Regions from separate parts of the Homo sapiens genome. Here region 1 is linked to region 2. A link is a contact called in ENCODE Hi-C or POLR2A ChIA-PET data. All regions are on one chromosome and are shown on one strand. Each heading gives the region's core, a stretch centred on a gene start or an enhancer-like site at or near the end of the contact. The rest is flanking DNA. Distances are from core to core; before and after follow the strand shown. Region 1 overlaps FRMD5 (FERM domain containing 5). Region 2 overlaps FRMD5 (FERM domain containing 5).

Region 1 (6,625 bases), core at 3,295-5,794, 36 kb after region 2:
AGACCTTTTTTGGCAGCTTAAAAAGGCAGAACCAAGACTAACGTTTGAAAGTTACAGAGATGATTTGGGACAAAAATCGAAGGAACAACTTTCTAGCCATTGTAGCTGCCTAACATTGGAATGGATTGCCTTGAAAAGCAGTGAGTTACCTATCAGTAGCTATGTTCAGGTAAAGGTTGGATAGGATGTTAAGAATGTTGTTGAGTGATTCCTTTCATGCAGGAAATGTTGGACTACATAAGTTAATTACTCTAGCCCCTTTTGATTATTAATAATAGCAAACATTTATTGAGCTTATGGAGCTACCATGTCAAGTGTGGCGTATATATCATCTCTTTGATTCTTATAATATTTGAGGAAGCTGAGGCTCCACAGATTACTTATCTGAGGTCACACAGTATTGGTGAGGTGAGATTCAAATCTGGAGGTAGTTTTGCTAACTTATGTGCTATAGCTGCAGATCTCTAATTCACATAACTATTAGTTAGATCCATTCTTTTGTGATTTGTTCTTTAAGCTTTTGTTCAAGCATTATTTGTTCAAGCATTCTGGAACAGAAGCAGACTCTCAATGAGAGGGCCTAGCTTGCATTAGAGGATCTGCCTTTTTTTTTTTTCTTATTTTTATTTTATAAATAAGGTTTTGGTCTGTCACCCAGGCTGGTCTTGAACTCCTAGACTCAAGCAATCTTCCCACCTTGGCCTCCCAAAGAGCTAGGATTACAAGCATGAGCCACTGCACCCAGCCCTGGTTTCCTATGGGTTTCAGGTATCATTAATTTACCCTTTGAGGCACTTATGCCATCACATTCCCTTGAGAATAAATCCTCTGGAAATGGTTAGCCATTTGTAGTTCCTAAGCCATTTCAATAGTGGTAGAAGTAATATTAAATTACCATTTGTCATTAAGAGACCTTGTGTTCCCAAATCTCCTTACTTTGTATACATTTAAAAAATTTCCTTAGTAGTTATTATAATCCTCTTATGAATATGAAAACTGCATGCCAGATTTTGATTTGTCTTGCCTCCCCCTTAACCTGAGCTATTTTTTAAAAATTAAACTGAGATAATTGTAGATTTACATGCAGTTGTAAGAAATAATACAAAGAGGAGAGCCTATGTATCTTTTACCCAGTTTTTCCCTATGGTAACATCTTGCAAAACTGCAGCACAATATCATAGTCAAGATACTGACAATGATGCTTGCAGTCAGGATGTAGAACATTTCCGTCACCATGATGATCCCTCCTATTGCCTTTTATAGACACCTCTCACCCTCTCATCCTTGACACTTGGCAACTACTAATCCTTTCCCCATTTCTATAATTTAGTCATCTCAAGAATGTCATATAAATTGAATCATACCATTTATAACCTTTTGGGATTTTTTTCACTCCACATAATTTCCTGAAGATTAATGTAGGTTGTTGAGTGTATCAACAGTTTTTTTTTTATTGCTGAGTAGTATTCCATGGTATAACAGTTTGTTTAACCTTTACCTGTTGAAGTACATCTGGATTGCTTCCAGTTTTCAGCTATTATGAATAAAGCTGTTATGAACATTTGTGTAAAGGTTTTTGTGTGAGCATAGGTTTTCATTTCTTTGGGATAAATGCCTAGGAATGTAATGCTAGGTTATGTGGTAGTTTCATGTTTAGATTTGTAAGAAACTGCCAAACTGTTTCCCAGAGTGGCTGTACCATTTTACATTCCCACTGACAATGTGTGAATAATTCAGTTTCTTTGCATCCTTGCCAGCATTTGGTGTTGTCACTATTTTTTATTTTAGCCATCCTGATAGGTGTGTAGTGATATTTCATGGTTTTAAGTTGCCTTTCCTTAATGCTAATGTTATTGAACATCTTTTCATGTACTTATTTGCCATCAGTATATCCTCTTTGGTGAAATGTCTTTGTATGTCTTTTGCCTATTTTCTAATTGGATTGTTTGTGTTTTTATTATTGGATTTTGAAAGAGCCTGGGCTTTATAGATATCAATTTCAGCAATGTGCTATTCATTCCTTGACTCTGCCTTCCTGCCTTCCCAATACCTTATTCACAGTAACCCTCACATCTGACTTCTATGATGTGTTGTAGCCTGAGAAAATCATGATTCCATTCTGAATAGATCTGGAACAAAATACAGGTCATCTAAACTTGCTAGCAATCTTTTCAACACAAGATTCACATGTCATAAAATTTGCCTGTTTAAAGTATACAAATCAGTGGGTTTTAGTATTCATAAAGTTGTACAAACATCACCAGTATGTAATTTCAGAACATTTTTATCACTGCAAAAAAGGAATCTCGTACCCATTAGCAGTCACTCTGCACTCTCCCATTTTCCCATTCCCTCAGCCCCTGGAAACCACTAATCTGCTTTCTTTCTCTATCAAATTGCCTATTGTGGACATTTCATATAAACGGAATTCTGCACTAAGTGGCCTTTTGTGTCTGGCTTTTTTCATTTAGCATAATGTTTTAAAGATTCATCCATACTGCAGCATGTATTAATGTTAGTACTTCATTTTTATGGCAAATAATATTCAATTATATGGATATCCCACATTTTCTTTACTCATTCATCAAGTGATAGACATTTAAGTTGCTTCCACTTTTTGGCTATCATGTATAATGCTGCTATGAACATTTGTGCGCAAGTTTGTGTGGCTATATGTTTTCATTTCTCTTGGGTATATAGGAATGAAATTAATTGCTGGGTTATATGGTAACTCTATATTTAACTGTTTGAGAAACTGCCAAACTGTTTCCCAAAATGGCTGAACCATTTTATATTACCACCAGCAATATGTGAGAGTTCCAGTTTCTTTGCACTCTTAGCAACACTTGTTATTTTTTATTATGTCCATTTGTGTTTTTTACTATGACCATCCTGGTAGGTAAGGAATAGTTCACTGTGTTTTTGATTTGCATTTCTTTAATGATAAATGATGTTGAGCATCTTTACATGTGCTTATTGGCCATTTGTATTTACTTGAAGAAATATCTGTTTCAATCTTTGCCTATTTTTAAATTGCATTATTTGGTTTTTCATTGCTGAGTTTTAAGAGTTCTTTGTATATTCTGGGTGCCAGATGATTATCAGATATCAAATTTGCAAATATTTTCTCTCATTCTGTGGGTTGTGTTTTCACTTTTTTGGTAGTGTCTGCTATGGTCTGAATGTTGATATTTCCCTCAAATTTATATATTGGAAATAATCCCCAATGCTGTAGTATTAAGAGTTGGGGCCTTTAGGCGTGATTAGGTCATGAGGGCTCCACCATCATGAATGGGATTAGTATGCCTATAAAAGAGGCTCAAGGGGCTTGTCTCTGCCCTCCACCCTCTGAGGATGCAGCAACACGGCATGATCCATGAGGAACAGGCCCTCACCAGACACCAAATCTGCTGGTGCCTTGATCTTGGACTTCTAGCTTCCAGAACTGTAAGCAATAAATTATACTGTTTATAAACTACTCAGTCTATGGTATTTTGTTATAGCAGCCTAACACTGATTAAGTCAGTGTCCTCTGAAGCACAAAAGTCTTTACATTTTGAATATGACCATTTTAACTATTTTTTATTTGGTTGCATTTACTTTGGTGTCTAAGCAATATTTTAACCAGTACTTTTTTGCTCATGATTATATCCCTCTCAATGTCTTTTCTAAGTACACCTAATTCATGGCACATACCTAGTCTCTCCCCAGTTCTCCATGCAAATGAGCTTGCCTCCTATTCTCTGAGAAAGTTGAGATTATTTGCCATAAATTCTTCAACTTCCTCTGTCTCAATAAGTTTCCATGTATTTTCACTCTTTTCCCTTTTATACTCTCTTTCTTTTGAATTACGGGAATTTTCCTTTTCAAAATGAATACCTCCACCTGGTCCATTCCATCCCTCTTCTTCTTGGACTTTAATTCAGTGATTGATCTTTTTCTCCCCACTAGCATCAATAATATTTTGTTCTCTACTAATCTTTCTTTTCTGCCTTCATACAATCTCAGGTCTTTGTTGCCCCTTTAAGGAAAAGAACTGAGGGGGAGCTTTGCCCAATTTTATTTTTCCTTTAAGCTACCAACCTCTCTGACTCCTTCCCTTTACTTTTAATCTTGAAAGAGCAGTTTCACTTCGTCTAAAATATTGTAGTAACCCTCTCAGTGGCCTCCAACTCCAAAGTCTCCCCTTGGACTCTTCTTACACACTTTCTATCAGATGAATCTTCCCAAAGTAAAGTTCTTATCACCTAACTCTCCTGCCTAAAAACTTTGATGACTCATTTAATATCGAGTTATCTATAGGACCTCCCAGCCTAATATTCAAAGCCCTTCATAACATGTTCTCTCAACTCTGATAGATCTGAACAACTCATTTTTCCGTGAACACCCCCTTGCCACTAGTTTCCTGCGTAATGCCTTTTCCCCAGAATGCCTGTCTTCCTTCAGTTCTTCCTATGGAAATTCTGTGTAAAATTTAAATGCCTTGAAGTCTCTGTTGATCATCTCTTCCCCTTCCACCAGAGGGCGCTCTCCAATCTTTGAATCCCTATCACATCGTAAACGACTGTGTGGCCCTTACTATTTGACCTCGTATTATAGCTTTTGAAAGTAGATTGTGAATTCTGTGAAGGCAGAGACTTACCTATCTGTGGACCTCTCCAGCAGCCACCCAGAGCTAGTAGAGCTAGTAGGTATTTCTTGAATTGATTTATTGAATTGAGTATTTCTTGAATTATTTTGATTTAAATTGAAAACAAGAACCTGGACACCTACATCTGTGGAGAAAAATCTTGAAAAGATAAAGCAGAAAACATGGGGTAGACAGTGGGAGGTGAAACTGAGAAGGTAATTTATGCTTTAGCTTTACAGCAAATCAGAGCACCTGGAGTTGAAAACCTCATTTTTCTGAATGTCAGTTTTGTTTTTGAAAAACAATCAGTGCATAGCATATTTACTCTTTAATCTCAAAACATTAAGAGTAAAAAAAAAGTGGAACTGGTTGAGTAAAATGATATAAAGTCACCTTATCTGACAAACTGTATCATCTGTTTTGAATGAAGGCCCTAGAATTGTTGTGAAGGATGTCATGTTCATCTCCCAATTATGGAGATAAAAAGTAATGAGTGCAGGAACTTTGTAAACTCTAAAGCACTGCATATAAGTTGACCTTTAAAGTTAAAAATATTTCTTACAAAATGTAGGTCAGTTTATATGCTTATTGACTACTGTTAGCTGGTTGGTAGGTGGTAGCAGTCTCTCAGCTGGCTCTTTAAGGATGGGTGGGTCATGAAATCAATATCATGACCAAAATCAATATATTCTCAAGGATAAACCCAGTCCCAAACTTTTATATTAAACTGTCTAAGTCAACCTGTGTACTAGATCGTACTCAACCTCCATCATATGCATAGTGTTATTAACTCTGTTGAGTGTTCAAATGACACTAAATCGATTAAATATTTACCTGTTTGGGTTGGGTGACTTAAAGTGATTTTGTTTTATTAACTTTCAGGTCTTAATAGGAAAATGATACTCTTCATTATTTTTCCTTCCTTCATTACCCCTTCCTTTTGGGCTTTTTGAATTGATTTCTAAATTGTAAGTTCTTGAAAGCTGAGAAACTGTGCCATATATTTTTGTAAACCCTAGTCCTACCAGGACCTCTTTACCATTATAATTATTCAGTAGTACCAATAGTGATAATCCTTAATATTTATTGAGTGCTTACTAAGGGGTAGACACTATACTAAGTACTGTATATTCATTATTTCGTTTAATTCTCATAGCAACTTTGTGAGTTATTTCAAAGGAAGAAATGGGACTTAAATAATTTGCCCAAGGTCACACATTGCATAGGTGGCTGAGCCAAGATTGGAACCCAGGTGGTCTGACTCCAGAGCCTGTGCTCTTAACCGCTACACTATCTTCTTTAATAAATGTCTATTCTCAGTGATGCTAGTTAGAACCAAGCTGTGTGCATGGCATATGTGCAGTGACATCCTGTCTATGTTTTTATTGTGTAATATACCCATGATACTGTGAGCCCACAGCTGGTGTCCATTAATGATAATGGTGTGGGAATTCAAAAATAATTTCCAGAGCATCTTGAGTACAAGACATAATTTTCATTTTTCAGTGATCTTTAAATTCTGGGACTTAAAAGGGACTTGTTATTTGGTTACCCAAAATAGTTTTCTTCCTTTTCTGAAAGTTGGATTTGAAATGGAGGTAATATAAGACTACAGTGTGCTTTCTGATATTATTTCAGTAGGATTTTTTCACTTTTATTTTTTCTAAGCTCCTCTAAAGGGGGAGGTAGAGGCAATGTGTTTTGTTTTGTTTTGTTTTTTTGAGACAGAGTTCACTCTTGTCGCCCAAGATGGAGTGCAATGACGAGATCTCGGCTCATCACACCCTCCGCATCCCGAGTTCAAGCAATTCTCCTGCCTCAGCCTCCAGAGTACCTGGATTACAGGCATGCGCCACCACGCCCAGCTAATTTTGTATTTTTAGTAGGGACGGGGTTTCTCAATGTTGGTCAGGCTGGTCTTGAACTCCTGACCTCAGCTGATCCACCCACCTCGTCTTCCCAAAGTGCTAGAATTACAGGCATGAGTTTTACTGC
Region 2 (7,027 bases), core at 3,936-6,435:
GTGATGTTTATACTACTTTATTACCACTCTTCCTTGGCTTTGCCTCTCTGTCCTCAGCTATTTTCTCTAGCTATGGTTAAGGTTGTATCCCCCTTCCCTTCCTTTATATCTTTTCATTTGCCTATCAACCTTCTCAAATATTTCGTTTGTGAATGAAAATACATTTTGTAATTTGTGAAACAAACAACCCACAATACCATTGTGCTGGGGCCCTGGGTGGTCCCTGACACCCTTTCAGAGAGTCCTTGGAGTCACAGATATTTTCAAAAAATGCTAAGGGTTATTTATTAACTTTTCTTTTCTTGAATTGATGCATATTTTAAAAATTTCTCAGTTTAAACATCTAAAATGGTAAAAATATACCATATATCATCCACATAAACAAAGCTCATTGATGTTCTCAGTCATTTTTAGCAGTGTAAAGGGGTCCTGAGACCAAAAAGTTTGAGAATGGCTAATGTATTTCATCAGCAAACTAAAAACATTTATTAAGCAGCTTTGTATTTTCAGTCCCAGTACTAGTTGTGTAGAATCGGTGGCAGAACTTTGCCTCACAGTTTAGAGGTGAAGACATACTTCTCAAAGGATAAGTACAGTTGGAGTCAGTAAGTGCAGAGATCTTACACACCACGGGAGTCCAGAGGGAAGTATACTTAACTTGTGATTATGTTACTGGTGATAGGGGAGGGGTCAGTGAGAGGCTGGAACCACATTTATTAAGCCTTCCTAGAGGAGGTGACCACTGAACCAATTATTTTAAAAATCAGAATGAGGCAGGTGAAGGATGGTTGTAGGAGGCCTTCTAGACGAAGCAGCAGGAGCAAAGACAGGGAAGCAAAGAGTGCAATATGTACAGGCAAACACAAGCAGGCCTCTGTTACTGCATGCAGGGTGGGTTTAAAGAGTAGTGGCAATGAGGCTGGAGATATGGCAGGGAACAGTTCTTAGAGAGTCAGTTTTAGCCTTTTAGGAGTTTAGACTCTATCCTTAAAGGGAAACCCCACATTTATTTATTTATTTATTTTTGAGCACATATGTGGTATTAGTTCGTCTTTCTATGCATGAAGAATTTGGCTTATTAAAATAATTTTAATTATTGGGTATCAGACCCATTTGTAAACAGAAAAATACAGTTAAGTGTTTTCTTAGGAAACAGAATGTAACCGTACTTTTTAAAACATCGTACAGCCATGGATTCAACCAACTGTGGATGGAAAATGTTTAGGAAAAAAACAAGAAAAAATAATAAAAAACCAATACAGTTAAACAACCATTTACATACATTTACATTGTATTAGGTATTATAAGTAACCCAGAAAGATAAAGTATATAGGAGGACGTGCTAGCTTATATGCAAATACTACTCTATTTTATATAAGGGACTTGAACATTTGGATTGTGGTATCTGTGGGGGTTCCTGGAACCAGTCCCCAAGGGGCAACTGTAGTGAGCTTAATAAGAAGAAATTGTGTGGTAAATACTCACCATCCATTTAGTTCTAATGGGCAGTAGTAATTATGGGTTTTCTTGTCGAAGCTAATGAAGGTAAAAAATAGGTCCATTTTTTTAAAGACTAAGTTGAGAACTAATAGAGCTAAAAGCAGTACAGGCATGAAAGGAAAAATGACAAGCTACAAATAAATAGTAGTAAAGTGAACTCTAAACCTTTAAATTCTCAACTCAGTATAAATGACAAAACATGTTACCAAATCTGCATCATTTTTATTGCCACCATTTAAATCTAACTGATGGTTTCCTACAACTAGCACACTAAAAAAAATGAAGAACAGAAATGTATTTCCCACAGTCTGGGAAGTTCAAGATCAGTAAGTTAGCGCCTTGGTCACTCTGCTTCTAGGATGGCACCTTGAATAGCACAGGTGTTTTAAAGAAATTTTGCCTTCCACACCTTTGAAATAATTTGAGCTGGGCACAGTGGCTCACACTTGTAATCTCAGCACTTTGGGAGGCTGAGGCAGGTGTATTACTTGAGCCCATGAGTTAGACACCAGCCTAGGCAACATGGCAAAACCCTGTTTCTACAAAAAATACAAAAATTAGCTGGGCGAGGTGTTGCGCGCTTGTGGTCCCAGCTACTCAAGAGGCTGAGGTGAGAAGATCACTTGAGCCTGGGACATCGAGGCTGCAGTGAGTTGTAACTGTGCCACTGCACTCCAGCCTGGGTGAGACCCTGTCTCAAAAAAAAAAAAAAAAGAAAAGAATTTGAGTGATATAGGCTCTTTACTACCATGTATGGTACTACTATGAAAGTTTTATCAGCATTATTCATGATAGCCAAAAAGTGGAAGTAACCCAAATATCTGTCAGCTGAGAAATGAATAAATAAAGTGTGGTATATCCATATAATGCAATATTGCCAATAAAAAGAAATATATGTTTTCTACATGGATGAGCCTCGAAAACGTTATGTTAAATGAAAGAAACCAATCGAGAAGACTACATATTGTATGATTCCAGTTACAGTCATGTGTCATTACTTAACAACAGGGTATGTTCTGAGAATAGGGTGATTTTGTTGTGTGAACATCATAGAGTGTACACAACCCTAGATGGCATAGCCTACTATATATACTACCCAGGTTATGTGGTATAGCCTATTGCTCTTAGGCTACAAACCTGTATAGCATGTTACTGTACTGAATACTATAGGCAGTTGGGACACAATGGTAAGTATTTGGGTATCTAAACATAAAAAAGTACAGTAAAACATCAAACATCTTTAACGTATGAAACATTAAAAATGGTACACCTATATGGGACACTTACCATGAATAGAGCTTGCAGGACTAGAAGTTGCTCTGGATGAATCAGTGAGTGAGTGGTGAATGAATATGAAGGTCTCAGACATTGATGTACACTACTATGGATTTAATAAACACTGTACACTTAAGCTACACTAAATTTATGTAAAAATTTTTTTCTTCAATAACAAATTAAGCTCAGCTTACTGTAACTTCATGAACTTTTAGAATATTTATACTTTTTGATTCTTTTATAATAACACCTAGCTTAAAATATAAACACATTGCACAGTTGTACAAAAACATTTAAAAATATTCTATAAGCTTTTCGCTATTTAAAATTTATTTTTACTTTTTAAACTTTGTTAAAAACTAAGGCAAACACACATTAACCTGGGCGTACACAAGGTCAGGATCATCATTATCACTGTCTTCAATCTCCATATCTTGTCCCACTGGAAGGTCTTCAGGGGAAATAACACACATGGTTAATGATAAAAAGTATAGTATAATAATACATAAAACAGTAATAGTCATTGCTATTATCAAGTGTTATTTACTGTACATAATTATATGTGCTATGCTTTTATATGACTGGCATTGCAGTAGGTTTGTTTACACCAGCATCATCACAAACATATGAGTAACGCATTACATTATGATGGCTATGACACCACTAGGCAATAAGAATTTTCAGCTTCCTTTTAGTCTTATGGGACCACTGTCATATATGAGATCCATTGTTGACCAAAATGTTGTATGAGCTGCATAACTGCATAGGCAAATCCATGGAGACAGAAAGTAGATTAATGGTTTTCCAAGACTGGGGAAGAAGGAAGTTGGGAAATGGGGAATGATTGCTTGCTAATGGATATGGGAGGATTTCTTTTTGGGGTGATGAAAATGTTCTAAAGTTGATTATGGCAAAGGTCGCACAACCTTATGTATGTACCAAAACCCACTGAATTATACACTTTAAATAGATGAATTGTATGGCATATGAGTTATCCCTCTATAAAGCTGTTTGATCTATCTGTATTTCAACAGTTAGAGTGATAACTTGAATATTGAAAACTTTGAAAATACATGTTGTGAGGGAAGGTAAAACGCCAAAGACTACATTTTACCAGTATATGTCTAATCAAAACTATTCCATAAAACTCCTTCCTAATTTGAATAGAATGATTTTTTCCTTTGAAGGTAAAAATCCTCTATATCTTTTACCATTTTATTAATATTTAATTCCTTCTTCCTTCTTTCTGGAGAAACTTTGGATTCTGACAGAGCTCCTTCTATACTGACCTGACAAGTTCTCAGAGACTGGTACTGTTGCAGCTAATGAGTCAAGTGGACACTCATGCTGGCTGTGTTCCCAAGACTATTCTTACATTAGGGCAAATGGCATGAGGACAATGCATCCAATGTATCAGGCACAAAGAGGTTTTTCTTCCTAATTGACCATGTGTGTCCTCCTTTCTTTGAATAATAGGAGGAAAATCTCCCTACCATGACTTTTGGAATTCCTTCCTTTCCCTCTCCTAGTACCCAAGGTTATGAGTGTAGGCAAGGCTTTTGTTCCAAAGCTGTCATCTCCTTTTATCAATTTCCCCTTTTCATTCCTTTTAGGTCTCCAAGCCTCAGAGCAGAAGGCTGTGACTAGTGAGCCTTTCTGATTTGTTTACTCATTCAGGCACACACAGTGAACAGCTGGGAGTCCAGCCAGTTTTGTTATACTGTTGCTTGTCTAAGTGATTCCCAAGTGAGTCAGTGAGACCTTAGGTCCAACTCTGACCATCCATTTGGTTAGTGGTTTGGGTAGGCTGTGGACTGGGAGGCTTTTTGAACTCTTACATGGTAGCTTTTGAGCCCTTACCCTTTTGTTCTGCAGGCAGAATGAAAGTCTGCTTGGGAACTCCTGAAAAGCCTCCCATCTTCAAACAAACACTATATTTAATTCCAAGCTAGGACAATTTCTTTCTTTCCTTTTCCTATGGAAGAGTAGTCTGTTTGTGAGATCTTCATTTCCATACCCTGATTTCTCCACAGCCCTGTTTCAATTAGCTTTTATTTCCATTGATTTGTCAGATCCGTTTACCAGAAGTACATTCTTAGATTGAGGACCTCCTTCATGCCAAAACCTTCTGTCCTCTTTTGACTTAACTTTATGTGATAATATTCCTGACAACTCCTTCCTTCTCAGAACTCAATCTTTCCTTGAGTGGAACTCAACTGATGCTTGTTGGATTTGACTATATTTTTCACACTGTAGCATCCAGGCTTACTTCTTACCTTTCAGCTGATTCATCTTTGTTTCTTGCATTGAACTACACATTCCTCACATTCTCTAATCAGAGTATTCTCTGAAGGTTCTACATGCCAGTGCATGATCAACTGCATCTGGTTTGTATTTAGACCTTGTGGTCCAGGGGAGTGGATATGTCCAAGAGGTTAAAGGTATGCAAAGAATGGATAATGGTGCCAAGTGGACTGCTTCTGCCATTGAGTGTGATACGGCAGTCACCATAAGAATAAATTACATGGCTTTCAACTAGTCAATAGTCCAAAGCTTTTCAACCCTGCAATACCTTAAGCCAGAGTTTCTAGACTTTGGTAGCGGTTTAAAATAGATTTCTGGAACACCTCCAAATCTGTGATTTAAACTGTCTTAAAGTTGGGCCCAGGAATCTGTGTTTTTGAAAAGCACCCAGGTGTTTCTGATAGAGTTGGTTCAGGCATCATTCTCAGAGGAAACAATGTCATAACCACCTTTCCTTTAGTAACAGGCTCCATCCCTAGAGATTTAGAAAGAACTAAGAGTAATCTGCAAAATATAGTAAAAGTTGCCTAGGACCTGGAATGTATCTACTTGTGAAGTAACAACAGTACTCATCATCTTATGTTTGTTCATCCTCACCTTGGGAACAAGTACATTCATTGTCATTTATAGAAAAGATCCAAAAGAAGCAGGCTTACCAGCTTTCATGATAAGTCTATTTTCACCTTCATAGGAGTTTCAGAATCATCTGTAAGAGGCCTGGAATCCAGAGGCACCCAAGGGAATTAGCAACAAGAAATACATAGTAAGTAGGTTAGTTAATGAGGCTATGGAGTTAGTATTGTTTTACAGTGTTTAAGATACTCTACTATGCCTACATTTTGGGAAAGATGTGTATCTTGTGACATTTGTACTTGATTTGGTTTGATTTCATACCCTGCCTGCTATCCACAAGCTTGCTTTATATTCTTTCTGGGGGAAAGCCCCTCAGAATCATGTGAATAGCTGCCAGGCCACAAAGCTGACTTCTCCACCCTGGCATCACAGAGTGGGAAAGACTAGTTTATTTCCTTCTTTTCTTTTTTCTTTTCTGTTTGTTTGTTGTTTTTTTTTTTGAGATGGAGTATCACTTGGTTGCCCAGGCTGGAGTGCAGTGGCGCGATCTCGGCTCACTGCAACCTCCGCCTCCTGAGTTCAAGGGATTCTCCTGCGTCAGCCTCCCGAGTAGCTGGGACTACAGGCGTGCACCATCACACCCGGCTAATTTTTGTATTTTTAGTAGGGACAGGGTTTTACCATGTTGGCCAGGATGGTCTCGATCTCTTGACCTCGTGATCCACCTGCCTCGGCCTCCCAAAGTGCTGGGATTACAGGCGTGAGCCACTGTGCCTGGCCCCAAGACTAGTTTATTTCTAGCTGCAGGAACTAGTTCCCTTGTTTAGGCCATTTAGTCTAATGAATAAAAAGAATTCAGAAAAACCGGGTTTCTTTCCATACAGCAACTTCTTTGGGAGGTAAAGAAAAAGAATCTTAGTCTCAGAAGTCAAGCTATCTGTGGTTCACATCTGCCTTGGGAGATAGCACCTCCTTGCACTGTGTCTCATTGATGGTTGTCACTTTCTGTTGTTACAAGAGAGCTTGGGTCCCATGTGAGGTCACTAATATTAATAATGTAGAAGTGGTTTTTAGTTCAGAGGAGCAGCTTGTCAACAGCTTGTATTTTTAAATATTGTACTAGGAGGAAGTATACTGTATTCATAGGGTATGTGCTTCTTTATTAGTAATCTTAATGCATTTATGAGCAGTTTGACATACACTAATTATTTATAGTGCTGTGGATTCCATTTGCTGCTAGGTGACAATGTGGAGAGTTGGGATGCAAAACTGTGATTAAGAAGCTATTAGTTGGCCTGGCACGATGGCTCATGCCTGTAATCCCAGCACTTCGGGAGGCCAAGGCGGGTGGATCACCTGAGGTCAGGAGCTCAAG

The links. A loop is a pair of places that touch in the nucleus more often than their neighbours do. ChIA-PET counts read pairs that join two places held with the same protein, here RNA polymerase II (POLR2A). Pooled maps may share reads with other maps.
Region 1: a loop to region 2 is called in a map of PC-3, with 2.7 times the contacts of the local background. The contact joins two enhancer-like sites. A Hi-C loop is called at or near these places in 3 of 168 maps with a recorded cell type or tissue (MCF 10A, PC-3 and mammary epithelial cell) and 1 of 50 pooled maps. POLR2A ChIA-PET finds 5 or more read pairs at or near these places in 6 of 52 experiments (AG04450, MCF 10A, OCI-LY7 and 3 more).

What each region holds. Positions count from the first base shown.
Region 1 is chr15:44,064,315-44,070,939 of GRCh38, reverse strand. The region is part of intron 1 of FRMD5 (FERM domain containing 5); the gene reads left to right. Among named protein-coding and RNA genes, the nearest start is that of FRMD5, 130 kb to the left of the region's middle. RefSeq lists a silencer at 4,415-4,709. Within about 2 kb of position 4,544, at least 2 of the 41 ENCODE cell types and tissues checked have a DNase peak (open chromatin) inside an H3K27ac peak, as active enhancers do; they include mammary epithelial cell, where a contact is called at or near this core.
Region 2 is chr15:44,100,274-44,107,300 of GRCh38, reverse strand. The region is part of intron 1 of FRMD5 (FERM domain containing 5); the gene reads left to right. Among named protein-coding and RNA genes, the nearest start is that of FRMD5, 91 kb to the left of the region's middle. Within about 2 kb of position 5,185, at least 10 of the 41 ENCODE cell types and tissues checked have a DNase peak (open chromatin) inside an H3K27ac peak, as active enhancers do; they include mammary epithelial cell, where a contact is called at or near this core.